Regions from separate parts of the Homo sapiens genome. Here region 1 is linked to region 2. A link is a loop called in an ENCODE intact Hi-C map of the cell type or tissue named here. Cell type or tissue: transverse colon. All regions are shown on one strand. Links, peaks and the distances in the headings refer to the core of each region. The heading gives the core; the rest is flanking DNA.

Evidence for each region. Peaks named below come from ENCODE experiments on the same cell type or tissue, not always from the same donor. Only the 100,000 strongest peaks of a DNase experiment are listed, where the experiment ranks them.
Region 1: a loop joins it to region 2, with 18 times the contacts of the local background. A loop is called at or near these places in 5 of 110 quality-filtered maps.

What each region holds. Positions count from the first base shown.
Region 1 is chr13:24,240,475-24,249,884 of GRCh38, reverse strand. It overlaps SPATA13 (spermatogenesis associated 13), which reads right to left. Exons shown (of 13, transcript NM_001166271.3): 3 at 43-408. Among named protein-coding and RNA genes, the nearest start is that of SPATA13-AS1, 9.3 kb to the left of the region's middle. RefSeq lists an enhancer at 1,489-1,988. In transverse colon, for the core only: no CTCF peak of the experiment used is centred there; DNase peaks (open chromatin) are centred at 3,221 and 4,901; H3K27ac peaks cover 3,680 bases.
Region 2 is chr13:24,174,709-24,184,118 of GRCh38, reverse strand. The region is part of intron 1 of SPATA13 (spermatogenesis associated 13); the gene reads right to left. Among named protein-coding and RNA genes, the nearest start is that of MIR2276, 17 kb to the right of the region's middle. In transverse colon, for the core only: no CTCF peak of the experiment used is centred there; a DNase peak (open chromatin) is centred at 1,570; H3K27ac peaks cover 2,219 bases.

The DNA.
Region 1 (9,410 bases), core at 515-8,514, 66 kb before region 2:
GAGGGCCTCTGCTGGCTTGGGGAAGTGCACACCAGATCTTACTTGGGTCAGAAGATTGTCCAGTTCCTCCGTCTGGTTGGTCCCATACAAGCTGACCCCACCTATCACGGAAATGGGGCGCCTTCTCCGGGCTCCTTTGGGGCAGCCCACTGGAGCATTCTGGTCTTCAGGGCTGGCAGAAGTCATGCTTGCCTGGGGGTCCTCGTCCACACGGTCTTCCTTCTGGGGGTCTGCAGCAACCGAGTCTTCAGGAATAGACAAACTGCGGCTGGCCAGCTGGCCGTAGTCAGAGAATGGCCGAGGCCTTGGCCGTCTCCCAGAGCCCCATCTCCTCTTGGGGGTTCTCTGTGCCTCTGTCCTTTCCTCATCCTGTGATGAGCTTCGCCTCCAGGGGCCATCAGGGACGACCTTTCAAATGCGAACAGGTCAGGTGAGCTCAATATCCAGGAAGGTATTAAAGAAAGAACAAGCCATACATTCCCTCTCACCACCACAGCCGTGCCTCGGGTTTTCTTGATTTACTTGTTTATTAAAACAGTTATTTGTGTACTAGAACATGAAGACACAACCAAACCTTAATCAAAATAACCAAATCTATTCTTATAGGCTGATTCAATAGGCTGATTCTAGGCTGATATTTCAATAACCATAATTGAAATAGTGGTTTGGTGACCAATGATGAGCTATGATAAAAGGCATTAAGAAAATCAGCACTGGCCGGATGCGGTGGCTCATGCCTGTAATCCTAGCACTCTGGGAGGCCGAGGCAGGCAGATCACTTGAGGTCAGGAGTTCAAGACCAGCCTGGGCAACATGCAGAAACCCCATCTCTACCAAAAATATAAAAATTAGCGGGGCGCGGTGGCGCGTGTCTGTAGTCCCACCTACTTGGGAGGCTGAGACAGGAGAATTGCTTGATCCTGGGAGGCAAAAGTTGCAGTTGCACCACCACACTCCAGCCTGGGTGAAAGAGCACGGCTCTTTCTCAAAAAAAAAAAAAAGAAAATCAGCACCATCGTGAATTAGTAAAATGAACTTTATAACTATCATAGGTGTCCCCCAAAGACCTGCCAGGAGAAGAAATGAATGGGTAATGCCATCCACTGCTGTTCTACCCACTTCTTTCAATAACGTGCACTACTTAAAAATAGAAGGTGCTTTAAGAGGACTAAGTCCAGGGCTGTCAGGACCCAACACTCGAGCAGCCTCTGGCTCCCACCAACAGCCTCCAGGCAGCAGTCTGATGGGGCGAGCACTGAACGAGGATTCAAAGAACTAGACTAGGCTACTCACTAGTGGTGTGAGCTGGGACAAGTCACAACTGACCTTTCTGGATCTCAGATTTTGGACTGGACAATCCCACAGCTCAAGAGTCTATGATCCTAAATGAGGCATCACCTTCTAATTTTTTCAGATAATTTTTCAGAGGCAACACAATGTACCAGAAAAGCACATGATGCTGGGAATCGAGCAGACATGTTCAGTCACTGTGTCTGGCCCAAGACCTAGTGCAATCTCAGGCAAGTCACCTAACTTCTGTGATCTGGCTCTGCAGCCATTCCCTGGGAAACAGCAGGTCCTTAGAAGGATGAGACGCAACAATGGTGAGACAGCTCTTATGGCAGGAGTTCTTTGCTGCTCTGAAAAAGCTGGGCCATGGAGTAACCATTCCCAGGGATCAGGCCTGATGAGAGAGCAGTTGTCTGAGCAGACCCCTCAAAGCCTGGCCAGAGAGGAGGGCTGCGTCAGAGACCTGCAGGAGTGGAGGCCTGTAAGCCCTGCCTGCATGCCCTCCGTCTTCCACCCCTGAACCTTACCTACAGATATAAACAAAAAGGGCTGTCAGTCAGGCCATGGGCCCAGGGAGGACAACCAGAACCACCAGAGAAGGCAGACTATGACTGCAGGAGTCCCTGGGAGCTCACAGAGCTTGTGCCGCAGCCCACCGGCTCCCTCCTTGAGAAACCAAAATGGTGGCTGGTAGAGGCAAAGGAGGCACACCTCCAGCCAGTGACAAGAGACCCCGGGCCCCAGGCTCGCCATTTCCAGCCTGAGGGTCTGAATGCTCACTGAGGCCACGTGCCATGAAGAAGTGGATGCAGAGCCCGGGCGGGTGGCTCACGTCCGTAATCCCAGCACTTTGGGAGGCCAAGATGGGCAGATCACTTGAGATCAGGAGTTTGAGACCAGCTGGCCAACATGGTGAAACCCTGTCTCTACTAAAATACAAAAAAATTAGCCAGGTGTGGTGACAGGTGCCTGTAATCCCAGCTACTTGGGGGGCTGAGGCGGCAGGAGAGTCACTTGAACACGGGAGGTGGAAGTTGCAGTGGGCTGAAATTGCACCACTGCACTCCAGCCCGGGTGACAGAAGGAGACTCTGTCTCAAAAAAAAAAAAAAAAAAAGTGAATGTGGAGCAAAGAGCACAGTGTGGGGTTTATAGATACTTTACTCCAACCACTCATTTTTCAAATCAGGAAAACTGGGACCTAAAGAAGTGACGTGACTTGCCCAGGGCCACACAGTTAATCAGTGGCAACAAAGACACAAAACAATGGGCTTCGTGAGTTCTTTTCCAAAAGTTTTCCTGCAATGCCACGTCACCTCTGCTCAAAAGACAATCCCGTGCAGGTTCCAGCAACTTCCCCTTTGCTGCTGTCCACAGATCCCTCCTGCTGGGCTGCCACCTTTAATTCTCTCTCCACTGACGGCACCCAGAATAGCATACAAATGATTTTGAGCTGAAGGCTTTAGAGAGTGACCTCTGTTATCTGCCTAAAAGCAGAGCCTCTCAAAAGAACTGAACTGTCACAAATCCCCTCCTGGGAGTTGCCTGCTACCAGGGTAAAGAGGGGAATCCACACCCAAACAGACACTGTCACAAAACTCACGTATTTTCCTGAAAGCCTATTTATCTTTCCTAAAAGTCACTTGTTTTCCCTTAAGTTCTCTTCTCCCGGCCTAGTAAGATGCCACATACTGCTTAAATTCTAACCACCTCCTTGAGTCACTTTTTTTTTTTGAGATGGAGTCGTACTCTGTCACCAGGCTGGAGTGCAGTGGTGTGATCTCGGCTCACCGCAACCTCCACCTCCCAGGTTCAAGTGATTATCCTGTCTCAGCCTCTTGAGTAGCTGGGATTACAGGCACCTACCACCACGCCCAGCTAATTTAGATATACATTTTTTAGCAGAGACACGGTTTCACCATGTTGGCCAGAATGGTCTCGAACTCCTGACCTCATGATCCACCCACTGCAGCTTCCCAAAGTGCTGGGATTACAGGCGTGAGCCACCACACCCGGCCTGAGTCACATTTTTCTATGAACTCTGTCTCTCACACACAGAGACACGCACAAACGCAGGCATGTGAATAAACATGTCTTTTCTTTTGCTAATCTGTCTTCTGTCAATTTAATTCACAGGCCTTAAAATTCACAGGACTTAAGAACAGAGTCAAAGAGTGTAGAGGAAACGTTTTTTTCCTCCCCAACACCACTACAGGAAAATATGAGAGAAATCATGAAAAGGTTAATATTATTTTCTCTATTACACATGAAAAACAAAGATAGTTTAAATTACCGAATCAAATGGCACAGACAACTTAAGTACATAGTGAGAATAAACCCAATTACATTATTGCCCTGTAATAAAAAGGTTCAGGAACAACACGCTAGAAAAACAGAAGTACAAGAAGACCACAGGCAGGGAACTGTCCACCTGCTCACAAATGGACGTGCAGCCCTTTGTTCTGTTCTATTTTTAGTTAGTTTTTTGGGGTCTGGTTTGTTTTGGTTTTACACTTACGTGACACGCACCCTGCCTTTTCTCAGTAATGCCAAAAGTAAGGAACTACTCCAGGCAGTGACAGATGCTGGGTACAGGCAGGTGAGCTCCAAGCAGGTCAGTAGACAGCAGCGGGCAGGACTCGGGATCATTCTTTTAATACATCATGCCTCAGAGTCAGCACAGTAGAGCACACAAAACCAACTGTTGGCCGGAGCACAGTGGTTCACACCGCTAATCCCAGCACTTTGGGAGGCTCAGGCAGGAGGATTGCTTGAGCCCAGGAATTCAAGACCAGCGTGGGCAACACAGTGAAACTTCATCTAAAAATAAATAAATAATAGCAGGGCACGGTTTTATGTGCCTGTCGTCCCAGCTACTTGGGAGGCCGAGGCAGGAGGATTGCTTGAGCCTAGGAGGTGGAGGCTGCAGTGAGCCATGATTGCACTACTGCAATCCAGCCTGGGCAACAAAGCAAGACCTGTTGTCTAAAAAAAAAAAAAAAAAAAAAAAAGAAACAACTGTAATTCTACGTTCAGTATTTATACAGTTCCAATGAAGATATAAAAGGAGAAAACATTCCCTCTAAAAGGTACCACATATTCTAAAAATAGCAAAACTTAGTTACAGTATAATATACAAAATTGAAATGTCCATTTTACTCCCAGCAAAAGTACAAAGAGAAGGATAGAGGAAAACTCTCAGATTTAAGCTCACATTCAAACATTGATTATTCGCCAAAAGACGGTTAAATTCCTTATGAAACAAATTTGAACTTTGATGGATATTCTAAAATGGAATCTTTTTTTTTTTTTAAGCAAAGTTTATGTACTTCTGAAATACCACCCAGGTTCATTCCAGGGAATGTAGTTTGGTTGCGATTCTACTTGGAACTGTAGACACACATGTCCCATCAAACAACCTTCTCAAACAAGTGAGAGCCTAACTCAGACTCCGGCGTGGGCTGCCGGGGCCCACGGATGCACCAAAGAAACATGCAGCTGGGCATAGCCATGTCCTCTAAAGAGTCTTTCTTGACTTTAAAACACCATCATAGAGACCTGCCCTCTCCCACGGCCATGCCAGAGCTCTGCCCTAGTCCAAACAATCCAGCCAGAGCTCTATCAGCTCCAAAATGGGCAATTCAGACCCAAGTCATAAACCTCTGTAAACAGACTTTTCAGTGGAATTGCTGCCCTTTTAACTCTTGCTTCTCTGCATATATTTTATTTTATTTATTTATTTTGCGACAGTCTCACTCTGTTGCCCAGGCAGTGGTACAATCACAGCTCACTGCAGCCTCCACCTCCTGGGCTCAGGTGATCCTCCCGTGTCAGCTTCCCAGGAAGCTGGGACTACAGGTGCATACCACCACACCAGCTAATTTATTTATTTTTTGTACAGCCAGGGATTCACCACATTGCCCAGGCTGGTCTCAAACTCCTGGGCTCAAGCAATTCACCTGCCTTGGCTGAGATTACAAAGGGCTCAGATTACAGGTGTGAACCACAGTGCCTGGCCACTCCGCATACATTTTAAAGTGCTTTGCTTAGTATTAAATGTTTTCTTCCTATAAGATTTCATATTTTACTCTGCAAAAGTAAAAAGCCAATATAGGCTATGTTACCTCCAGTGAGACATTTTAAAATGTTTTCTGAAACCACAGTGAAAGCAAACTATTAACCAGAGGAAAAATGAAAGATTCAGACAAAATAACTTGATTTCTCTTATATCCATTCAGAGGCCTAACCTAAAGGAAGTATAGTCAAATAGCAAGTGTCCCAGTACCTGTGAGATTTTATTTAGAGATTAGATCTTTGCAGATATAATAAAGTTAAAATGAGGTCAACCTGGGTTAGGTGGGCCGTAATCCAGTGGCTGGTGTCCTTATGATGCAGAGGGAAATTTGGACACAGACAAACACGAAAGGGAGGAAGTCATGGGAGGACAGAGGCAGAGACTGGAGTGATGCATCCACAGGCCAAGGGCACCAAGGAAGGCCAGTTGCCACTGCAAGCTGGAAGAGGCTAAGAAGCCCCCTTCGCACCTTGGAGTGATTGTGGACTTGGCAACACTTTGATCTCAAACTTCTGGCCTCCAGAATGGTGAGAGAACAGATGTCCACTGTTTTAAGCCACCTAGTTTGTGGTGATTTGTTACAGCAACCCTGGGAAACTCATACAGCAAGGTAATTCAGAAGAAAATTAAAGCATAGGGACTCTGGGCATACCAAAAGTTTTTTGAAGATGTATATAAATACAATAAGCTAACCCCCCAGTTTTCTCCTAGGGTACCAACATCCTGGCTACCAAAAGAATTCACATACAGGGGTCAAGGTGAGAAGGAATACACCTTGGCAGTTGATGCCACAGAGGACTGCAATGAAAACTGCAATTTTTGAATGCCTACGAGGTGCCAGACCTATGCCAGGCACATTTTACCTTGCTTAATCTTCACAGCCACCCTGTGAGACAGGTACTCTTCACAGAATTTTACTGATTAAGACACCAGGGCTAAAATAAATGAAATGATTTGCTCACGTTAATAGAGCCAGAAAAGGGAAGGGCCTATTTCACAACCCAGTCTGTCTGGCTTCAAAACCTCTGCCTCTCCTCTGGAAAGCCTGCATACTTAGCATGTACTTTTACAGAAGGAAAACAGAACTTTGCAGATGTTCCTTCCCTTAGATGTAGAACTGCTGGAGGGAGGGGACAGGGAATGACAGTTATCAGAGGCTCTGGTAACCTGTGCCCTGGGCAATCTGGTAAAACCTACAGACCCCAGAATCATATGTTCACATGCATAAAAGAAAATGAGAGAGGACTGTAAAGTAAGATGATTTAAAAGAGCCGTAACGTAGTAACATATGTCACATATCAATTAAGAGGATGAGTGTGAGGTATTGATTCTGAAGTATGGATGAGTGACGTGAATATATTTCAAGACATCAGAAAAACCCATTGTATAATGTGAAAAAGGTCTGTAATCAGACAATATCACAAATATCTAAAACTCCCGGGTTAGATAACAACACTTAACAGTATCCTAGGGTATCAGTCTTGTGCTTCAATTCTTAAAAAATGAAATTTTAGGCCTTACAACTTAAGAAGTCAAAAAAGTAGCATCTCACTATCCCAGAACTATATCTCATTACCCAATGTCCCTTAAATGAAAATTAATGTGTCATAACCAAAAATACCCTGCATAGGCCTGTTTTTATGTGTTACAACTATCTGTCCTAGGATTTTAAGTGGGTGAGGGGAACGCATAGGATCCCAGATGAATGACCATATTTTGAGGAGTTGAAAGCAGGAACAAGGAAATATTTACATATGCAGAAAGAGATAAGTTTGAGCCTTAATGACATTTTTTCTTGTGGGAGGGGGTGGTATTTTTAACGCCAAAGGAATAACATGTTACATTCACTTACAAATCTTAGATTTTCAAATTGCTTTCCCATCTAACTATAATTATATTTTCAAAGAAGCAAAGAAGACGTAATTACCCCCATTTTACGATGAGAAGACAATGGATTTACTGAAAGATAAGAGCAAGCGAGATAGTTAAGACACTTTAATTTCATCTTTGGAAGGCCAGCACTAGACATGACCCCTCCATTTATAGCAGTAGGTAAGAAAGATGCAAAATGGCTTTATAGGTTATAGCAAAAACCCTTGGCAGCAATTGATACTGCTCCCCAAAAAGCCTCCATGAGCTTATCACACACGCAGTCTGCACTGCTGGCTTCTGCTCTATGTATTTCTCTGGGCTATTTCTCCATTCATCCATGTGTGTGTAGACATAGTCATGCGCATGCATCCGGCTTGGACTCTTCTGTGTTGGTTCCTCCCACAGCCCTCACCTTCACCTCTCTCCAATGTTCTCTTCCTCTCTCTCTCCTTGCCTAGGCCCTCTTCCCCTAACTGGCCGTCTATGGAACCAAGTGTCGATTTTGTTTCATGGAGTAAATTCATATTTGGTTTCTTATCCTTAATTTTTACAACAATTAGGTGGAATAATCTTTCTTTTCTTTTTTCATTTTTTTTTTTGAGACAGTCTCACTCTGTCATTCAGATTGAAGTAAGTAGCGCGATCTGTGCTCACTGCAGCCTTGAACTCCCAGGCTCAAGTGACCCTCCCACCTTGGCTTCCTGAGTAGCTGAGACTACAGGCATGCACCATCAGGTCCAGCTAATTTTTAAATTTTCTGTAGAGATAGGGGTCTCACTATGTTGCTCAGGCTAGTCTCAAACTCCTGGGCTCAGGCAGTCCTCCCGCCTCGGCCTCTCAAAGTGCTGGGATTACAGGAGTGAGCTGCCATGCCTGGCCTGGTGGAATAATCTTTCTGTCTAAAGCTGCCTTTTGCTTTCATAGCCCTCAATGGGGTGTGTGTGTTGCAAGGGAGGTGAATTATCCCGGCACGCGGGGAGGTGCCCCATAAACGGGGCCAACCACCAGGTGGGCTTCCTGGTCCTCCACTCCCTGGCTCTTTCCACCTGTCCAGGCATCACTCCGTGCATCACTTAGGCAAGCTGAGGAACAACCACTGTGAGGGGAGGGGCTCCTATAAAAGCCCGTTACCCATGCAAAGTGGAGGACAGGAGGGATGGCCTCTGACCCAGTTCAAAACTAAGTAAATGGCAAAACACTCTGCGTTTCGCTGAGTAATGCCGTCTCACAAATGCGCCTGTTCAAGATGGCTCTGCTGCACCCCTCACAGTTTCTGCTACTTTAGGGACCATCTTGGGAAGGGGCAGACAGGGTCATTAAGTTGTCCCTTCTTTTCTCAGGCCTGGCTCTTAGGACAGGGCCTGGGCCAGAAACAGACCAGGCACAATACTGGAAGTAGAAACATCATTTACTGGGTTACTCTTTCTATGGCTTGTAGGTAAAAATAAATAATAACTCTGGGCTACACTCTTACAAATGTGCTGCATTTTTTACTAGGATCTTAGGTTTTAACCTGTAAGAATCTTCAGTGGTTGGTGGAATTCTGACAGCAAATGAAGCACAAGTGACTAAGCTAACCTTTTCTAATTACTACGGAATGGGGTGACATGCATGTCAGTAATCGTGACATCATTTTTAAAGAGTCTCCAAAAAACAAAAAAAGAAGCAACTATCATAACCCAGAAAACTGTGGCCTTGTCCCTTGGATTCAGGAAGCAGTTTGGTCATTTGTTAAACATTTTAAAACAATGAATGTTTATCTCCCTTGAAGTAGGAGAGGAGCATGGTGGTGATATTAGATACAATTGTCCTTGAATGTGTTACGTGGATGATAAAAGATGCGAAAAACACAGCTGGTGACCCTATGGCCTTGTATGTAACCTGTTTTATAGACTGATATGGTAGTTCATTTAAAAATGCAAATATACTGAAGTTCATGGAGAACACTTACTTTAATACTATTAGCCCAGTTCCATGAGCATAAAAACACTAGTACTTCAGAAAAATGTAATCACTAGTGAAGTCTTAGAATACAAGATGGAGAAATCAGTGTAGCTGAGCTCTTCTTCAGTTTAAAAAAAGGAATGAACTCCGCATGACGGTGACAAACTCCATCCCAGCCCGTGACCATGTCCTGTGCCCCTCACCTCACCTGCCTCCCTCACATCATAGAC
Region 2 (9,410 bases), core at 840-8,839:
TAAGGAAGCCCTCATAGCTCTGTTACTGTCCCTTGGCGCTCTCCTCCACACTTCTCAAGACTGTCCTGTGAAGGCAGCTGGCTTTTCTGGGTGACCTTGAGCGCGCCACTTCCTGTGTGTTTCAGTTTTCTCCTGGGTAGAGGGGGGAGTAATGTCTGCTCAATGTGCTGTGTGTGGGAAGTGACCCAATACATGGAAAACACCATGTGACGCTGTGTCTGAGGAAGCGCCCGTGATTATTTTAAAAGTCACATGGAGCAAAACCAGGATGAGAGTGAGTGCCTCTAAGCCTCTACTCCCAGCACAGAGAAGAGTCCTGCTCACCCCGCCCCCTTCTCACCCCAGGAGTGCTGACAGGTACGGCCACCATTAGCCCATAGAGAACATTATAAAGCAGGGGTGTCCAATCTTTTGGCTTCCCTGGGCCACTCTGGAAGAAGAAGAATTGTCTTGGGCCACGCATAAAATACACTAACACTAATGATAGCTGCTGAGCTAAAAAAAAAAAAAAAATGTAAAGAAATCTCATAATGTTTTGAGAAAGTTTACGAATTTGTGTTGGGCCCCATTCAAAGCCATCTTGGGCTGCATGTGGCCCGTGAGCCGTGGGCTGGACAAGCTTGTATAAAGTAGTGAAAGCCTTGACTTGTACCTCTTGGAAAACTTACAACATAGAAAGCGTTTCAACCCTTAAACACAACGCTATTTTGTGTACTAAGCTTAAGGCATGATGATGCCGTTGTTAAATGTTTCTAGTTCTGTCATTCAGTCTTGGTTGGGTTTGATGGTGGTTTTACAGAGGGAAGTGATAAAGGATGATGTCTATCCTCAAGAAAATGTGTGTTTATTATATTTGACTTGTATTGAAAAATGTTTCATATATGTTTTTATATGTGAAAAATTCAGCCCTCTGCCAAATGCACCTCAACATGCAAACAAAAGAAAATTAGATGAAAAAGTTTAGACTCAGTGAGAGAGTGTGTTGGAAATTATAACCCCTCAAAAGTTATAGCTTTACTACCTTGAAGTCATCCAGGTATGCAGCAATCTCTCTATATCTTTTCTGGCAAGTTATGTGAATGAGGAATATATGTAAGCAGATATCCTCAGAAGCCCTGATTCCAAGTGTACTGATAAAAACAATGGTGCCCCTGAATGCACTAAGCCACCCTGGGCACCAAGGCCCTGCTGTGAGCCCTCGGTGAGCTGCCTTTGCCTTCTTTGGGTTTGGTGTAATGGACTAGCTTTGTTTACCTGGCCCGACTGATGTGGCGCAACATGCTGAGTTTTTCTAACACTGATAAAATCTGCACAGCCAAATATATTTAACCCCAGCAGAACAAAATTACTAGAAATGACAGTTTTAAAAAATTAAAGGAAATGTCTTCAAAAAAGACAGCCATTGATATGGTCTAGATGTTTGTCCTCTCCAAATCTCACATTGAAATGTGATCCCCAGTGTTGAAGCGGGGCCTGGGGGAGGTGTTTGGGTCATGGGGATGGCTCCTTCAGGACTGGCCTGGTGCCCTCACCAGGGTAATGGGTGTGTTCTCACTCTGTAAGTTCACTTCGAGCTGGCTGTTTAAAGGGCCCATCCTCTTTCCTGCGCTCTCTCTCTCTCTCTGTCTCTCTCTCACTTCCTCTCTCATCATGTGACACACCTACTTCCCCTTCACCTCCCACTGTGACTGGAAGCTTCCTGAGGCCTCACTGGAGGCAGATACTGGCACTATGTTTCCTGTACAGCCTGCAGAACCGTGAGCCAATTTAACCTCTTTTCTTTATAAATGACCCAGGCTCAGGTATTCCTTTATAGCAAAACAAAAAAGACAAACACAGTCATACATGCCTCAAAGTTTAGTGTTACAACACTGCTAATCCCATCCATAAACTGAGGCTGGTGGAAAGGACCTTTCCTGCTTCTAAGCCTCAGCCTAACTGGAAACAGATTTTTATCTCATCTGGCCAGGCCTCTTTCCCCATGCAAGGATCCTTCCTAAAGAGGAAAACAAAACCAAAACAAATACCCCAAACAAGAGTTTTCCACAAGTAGTTTAATAATTCCAACACAACTTTTTATTCAAACATTTATTACATGTCAGACACTATATGAGGTGCTGGGATTTTAGGAGAGTGCCACCACATCCGGCTAATTTTTGTATTTTTAGTAGAGATGGGGTTTCACCATGTTGACCAGGCTGGTCTCGAACTCCTGACCTCAGGTGATCCACCCGTCTTGGCCTCCCAAAGTGCTGGGATTATAGGTGTAAGCCACCACACCCGGCCTATACTATACTTTTTATAGTTCATGTAAAGTGTATGCTTTCTACTTACTTACTTTAACAAAAAAAAAAAAAGTCAACTGTAAAACAGCCTCAGGCAGGTCCTTCAGGACAGAGTCCAGAAGAAGGCGTTATTATTATAGCAGATGACAGCTCTATGCGTGTTACTTCCCCTGAAGACCTTCTAGTGGGACAAGATGTGGATGGAGGTGGTAGACAGTGATATGGATGATGCTGACCCTATGTAGACCTAGGCTAATGTGTACGTTTCTGTCTTCATTTTTAACAAAAAAGCTTAAAAAGTACAAAACAAAAAAGCTTAAGAAGTGCAAAACAAATTTTAATAAAAAAAAGATTATGGAATAGGGACAGTAGAGAAGAATAAGGCTATAAAGAAATTATATTTGTACAGCTGTATAATATATTTGTGTTTTAAGCTAGGTGTTATCACAAAACAGTAAAAGATTTTAAAAATTAAAATTTATAAAGTAACAAGCTTATAGTAACTAAGGTCAATTTATTATGAAAAAAGTTTCAATAAATTTAGAGTGCTTGCTTCAGCAGCACATATATTAAATACATTTAGAGTGGACTAAGTGGACAGTATTTCTAAAGTTTAGAGCAGCGAACAGCAATGTCCTAGGCCTTCGCATTCATTCCTCACTCACTGACTCACCCAGAGCAACTTCCAGTCCTGGAAACTCCATTCATAAGTGCCCTACATAGACAAGTCATTTAAAAAAAAAACTTTTATACCGTATTTTTCTGTACCTTTTCCATGTTTAGACACAGAAACACTTACCATTGTGTTACAGCTGCCTACAGTATTCAGTACAGTCACATGCTGTATAGGATTGTAGCCTAGAAGCAACAGGCTACACTAGAGAGCCTGGGTGTGTTGTAGGCTGTACCATCTAGCTTTGTGTAAGTACACTCTGACAATGTTCGCACAGAGATGAAATTGCCTAGCAATGCATTTATCAGAACGTATCCCTGTCATTAAGTGATGCATGGCTGCATAGAAAAAAAAATCCATCACATGTCTATAGACTTGCAATCAATAATCAAAAAAAAATTATGAAAACTATCCCATCTATAATAGCATCAGAAAGAACAAAATATTTAGGCCTAAATTTAACAGGAGAAGTATAAAACATATACTCTGTAAGCTAGAAAACATTTTTGAAAGATATTTAAGACCTCAGTAAATGGATTCATAAATTGGAGAGACTTGGTATTGTTAAAATGGCAATGCATCCCAAATTCAGCTACAGATTCAGTACAATCCTATCAAAATCCTGGCTGACGACTTTGCATGATTTGCAAGCTGATCCTATAATTAATAAGAAAATTCAAGGGAATCAGAATAGCCTAAACAATCTTGAAAAGAAAACAAATTTTGAGATTTTAGACTTCCTAATTTCAAAGCTTACTATAAAGCCACAGGAATCAAGACAGTGTGGTACTAGCACAAGGATAGACATATAGATCAATGAAAATAGAACTAAAGGTTCAGAAATAAAATTTTATAGTCATGCTCAATTCATTTTCAACAAGAATACTAAGACCATTCAATGGTGAAAGAATCATCCTTTCAACAAATGACACTGGGACAAATGCATTTCTACATGCAAAAGAATGAAATGAGATCTTCCCTTACACCATATGCAAAATAGAGCACAGGCCTAAATCTAAGAGCTGAAACTATAAAACTCTTAGACAAAAATAGGGAGAAAATCTTCACGGCCTTGGATTAGGCAATAGTTTCTCAAATACAACACTATGAGCACAGCCAACCAAAAAACAAATAGCTAAATGATTTCATCAAAATTTAAAACTTTAATGCAAAGAACACCACTAAGTAAGAAAGTAAAAAGAAAAGCTGTAGAATGGAAGATACTTGTAAATTACATATCTGATAGGAGTCTGCTATCCAGGATATATAAAAAACCCTTACAACTCAACAACAAAATGGCAAGCAACCCAATTAAAAAATGAGCAAAGACTTGAAGAGGCATTTCTTTGAAGATATCCAAATAGCCAATAAGCACATGAAAAGGTGTTCAACATCATCATGCATCAGAGAAATGCAACTCAAATCCAAATAAGATGCCACTTCAGACACATTAGTTAAGCTGGCTAGAATCAATAAAGCAGATGGGAAAAAGTGTTGGTGACACGGAAACAGAAAGTAAAATAGAGGTTGCCAGGGGCTGGGAGTGGGATAAATAGGGACTTGCATTTAATCTGTACAGAGTTTCAGTTTTGCAAGATAAAAAGATTCTGGAGATTGGTTGCATAACAATGAATGTACTTACTATGGCTGAACTGTACACTGAAACTGGTTAAAATGGTAAAGTTTATGTTTTATACATTTTACCACAATTTTTAAATTTTTAAATAGCACACATCAGTTTAAAAACTGGAGCCCCCATACATAGCTGATGGAAATGTAAAATGGTGCATGCCTGCTTGAGAAATAGTCTGGCAATTCTTCCAAAATTTCAACACTGAGTTACCATTTGACTCAGCAATGCCACGCATAGGTATATGCCCAAGAGAAATGAAAACAGATGTCCACATAAAAACTTGTACACAAATGTTCATAGCATATTATTCCTAACAGCTAAAAAGTACAAACAACCCAAATGTCCATCAACTGATGAATGAATACATACAATGAGGTACATACATACAATGAAGTATCATTCAGCAATGAAAAGAAAGGAAATACTGATTCATGCTACCACAGGGATCAACCTTGAAACATTAAGCTGTGAAAGAAGCCAGACCTAAAAGGCCACATGTTGTATGAATCATTTATTGAAATGTCTAGAATAGTCAAATGTAGAGGGACAGACTATAGATGAGTGGTTGTCTAGGGCTGGGGACTTGAGGGAAAATGAGGACTGCTAATGGGTCCAGGGTTTCCTTTCGGAGGGGATGAAAATGTCTTCAAATTGACTATGGTAATTGATGAGTGCATGACTCCGTGGATACACTAAAAACAACTGAATTATATACTTTAAATGGATGCGTTACATATCAATTAGATCTCAATAAAGCTGTTAAAAAAAAGAAACAAAGAGGCCAGTTGCTGTGCTGTGGTGTCAATTTTTAACCTAGACAGAAGGTGGTAACAGGCAGAAATGGCACAGTACAAAATGCTGGGTATAATCCCAGCTCAGCCATTAGATAGACTGGGTCTACTTGGTTCACTAAGTTTTTTGATCCTCTATTTGTTCTTATACAGATAATAATACCTTCCTAGCAATGCATGGCACAGAGTAAGCTCATTTATTAGGGTACTTATTACTACTACTGTAAATAACTATACTTGATCATAGCCAAAAGGCCAAGAAGCAATTAGTACTATTAATAACTGTATACAAGTGATGTCATAAGATAATGGTCAAAAAAGCTCTTACAGTTAAAAAAAAATGCATGTTCCTCAGAAGTATCAAAATGATGTCTACTCATTCCTTGCAGCCGTATCATAATGCAGTTCAATACATTTCTGCTAATTCCACAAGTATTTTTCAAGAGCATGCTCACAGGTGGCAGAGGTGGCAAGCAGTGGCTTCTGGAGTGAATGGTAGGAGCTGTTATTATTGGAACGTTTGCGCCTTCTGGAAATTTTTATGTTGATCTGGTGCAGATATTCCCAGTTTAAAAAACAATCAAGCCGGGTATGGTGGTTCACATCTGTAATCCCAGCACTTTGGGAGGCCAAGGTGGGAGGATCATTGGAATCTAGGAGTTCAAGACCAGCATGGGCAAGATGATAAGACCCCATCTCTACAAAAAACGAAATTTGCCAGGCATAGTGGCGCACACCCATAGTCCCAGCTACTTGGGAGGCTGAGGCAGGAGGATCTCTTGGGCCCAGGAATTTGATGCAGCAGTGAGCCATGATTGTACCACCATACTCCAGCCTGGGTGACAAAGTGAGGCCCAATTAAAAAAAAATTCATATGTTGAAATCCTATCCCCAAAGTGATTATATTGAAAGATAGGGCCTTTAGAAGGTGATTAGATCATGGTGGCAGAGCCCTCCTGAATGGGATTAGAGCCCTTATTAAAAAGGCCCAATGGCCAGGCTCATGCCTGTAACCCCAACACTTTGGGAGGCCAAGGTGGAAGGATCACTTAAGTTCAAGACCAGCCTGGGCAACACAGGAGACCCTGTCTCTACAGAAAATTTAAAAAATTAGCTAGGCATGGTGGCATGCAACTGTAGTCCCAGCTACTGGGGAGGCTGAGGCAGGAGAATCACTTGAGCCCAGGAGTTTGAGGCTCCAGTGAACTACGATTGCAGAGTAAGACTGTGTCTAAAAAAATAAAAATTAAATTAAAAAGGCCTAAGAGAGACACCCTTGCCCCCTTCACCATATGAAGACACAGTAAGAAGGCACCATTTATAAACCAGAAAGCAGGCATTCACGCCGACAGTGAATTTGCTGGCACCTCTGTCTTAGGCTTCCTAGCCTCCAGAGCTGTAAGAAATAAATTTATAATTTCTGGCCAGGCACAGCCAGACACACTGACATATGCCTAAATTATTATGAAAGTATCTGATCTCTTTTTTTCACATATCTATTAAAAATTTCTTAATTGTTAAAAGTAACTGAGTCAGAGAAGTAAAGCAACGTTTGTGTCCACTATTCTTTGATTAATTAAGGAATAATTAAGAAACAGAATTGACAAGGTAATTTTCAACTCCTTTTTGTACTAGAGAGAAAGGAGGCTCACTAACAAAAGTATATACTACAGGCTGGGTGCGGCAGCTCGTGCCTGTAATCCCAGCACTTTGGGAGGCCAAGGCTGGTGGATTACCTGAGGTCAGGAGTTTGAGACTTAGCCTGGCCAACATGACGAAACCCTGTCTCCACTAAAAATACAAAAATAAGCTGCGCGTGGTGGCACACGTCTGTGGTCCCAGCTACTCAGAAAGCTGAGGCACAAGAAGCCCTTGAACCCAGGAGGCGGAGGTTGCAGTGAGCCTGGGTGACACAGCAAGACACCATCTCAAAAGAAAAAAAAATTATATACTACAGCATGAACTTGTGATCTATTAATAATTAATAGCTAATCAATCATTTCATTATCATTTAGATATGTGAACTTCTTTAGAGAAATTACCAAGCTCCATTTTCACAGAAAACACAGTAAATTCAATGAAACAGGTCCAAGGTGAGAGAAAGAAGGCTGACTGAGGGTCATTTCTGGGATTCCTGCCAGGACCCAGCGTGCTTAATCTGTCCTTGGACTTGCCTGGTCCCATTAATCAAAGGATCTAGTTTGCTGGGAAAATAACATGTTTTTGTGATCTGAAAAGCAGAAATTAAAAGGAAACTGTGACATCATGGGGAAAAAGAGAGCAAATACTATGATTTATTTGGCTGTATTTTCCAACTTTTCTGTAAAGATTACATGAAAAGTAATAGACCAAGGTCTTTGCTGCCCTTCCAAAGTTGTAACTGGTAAATAAAATGGGTTAAACTAATGGGGTGTTTACAAAACATAAACAACTTTAGTACTGACACCAGATCTGTTTAAGTTCAACATGACTTATGTAGATAGTCCTTATAAAATTGTGTTATGGAAAAGACAGGCATAAGTAACTTTTTGCAGTGTATATGGAGGCTTCAATTTCTCAAGAAATAAAACAAAAAATGGATATAAAGCCTGAGAAATTTACACTTGGACTCTACCTTTGTAACAATCACACTTAAGAAAGAAGCATACACCAGGAGCTGAGCAAGCTCAGATCCCCCACGCCTGCTCCAGTACCCAGCAGACAGGAGACACGCAGAGGATGCTGTGTTTTGAGTTGAAGGTGACTCTGTTAGCATGTCATAAAACATGCAGTAGTTTTCCTGCAGAGTATTTTAACTATCGCTTTTCAAATTTAAGCTGCATTATTTGCAACTAAAATAATCTTCAAGGAGAAATTTATTTATGTTTTCTAGTAATCGCTCTGCATAGAAGCCACTGGGATTTCTAAAGTTTCTCTCCTGTGGGAGAAGAAAAATGACACCTAGATCCGTGTCTCTCTAGTTTATTTTTATATCCTCAGGGACTAGCACTATGTCTGGAACAGATGAGGTAGTCAACAAACTGTTTAGAAGAGATGAATAACCTAGCTTTTATAGTAATGATCCATTTCCCTGTTCTAAGTCTAATTAAACTGGTAATTAAATAAATACTTGGTAAACATTAAGGTAGTTACTCATAAACATTACTCAACAAGAAATCTAGATAGACAACTCTGAAACACATCCCTTTCTTCTAGCCCTAACTGGCAAGTTTAGCTGTCTGGACTCTGATTCTGAGATCAAGCTGGGTTTTCTTCAGAGTTTCTAATTCTAAAACAATGGTGCGATGAAATGGCCCCTCTTTGGTACCTAAATTATCAATAGAGAACACTAACTCCTCTCTCTCCTTGTCAAAGTTGCCCTAAATTGGCAATGTAGACTTTTAGCCTCCCTATGTTTGCTAGGCACTATGATTTCAAGTTATCTGCTATCCAAACTTCACTTTCCTTTTTTCTGCCAAAGAAACAAAACAAAACAACAACAACAACAAAAACAAATTAAAAAAAACAAAAAAACAAGCATCACTACTGAGTCTGTAGCAAAACAGTCCACTGCAGGATTAATGCCCTCGACCAAAAGGATTAGAGAGCTACAGAACTCCGCCCTAGGACATCAGAATACACATTCTTTTCCAGTGCCCAGGGAACATATATCAAGATGGACCAATACCCCGGGCCATACAAACCTCAACAAATTTAAAAGAATTGAAATCATATAGAGTGTGTTCTCTAACCGTAATGGAATTAAACTAGAAATCAGTAACAGAAAGTTAACAAAAAAATCTCCAAACATCTGGATATGAAACAACGCATTTCTAAATAATCCACAAGTCAAGGGGGAACTCTAAAGGGAAACTTTTAGGCTGGGTGCAGGGGCTCACGCCTGTAATCCCAGCACTTTGGGAGGCCAAGGCAGGTGGATCACCTGAGGTCAGGAATTCAAGACCAGCCTGGCCAACATGGTGAAACCCTGTCTCTACTAAAAAAATTCAAATATTAGCCAGGCGTGGTGACACACACCTGTAGTCCCA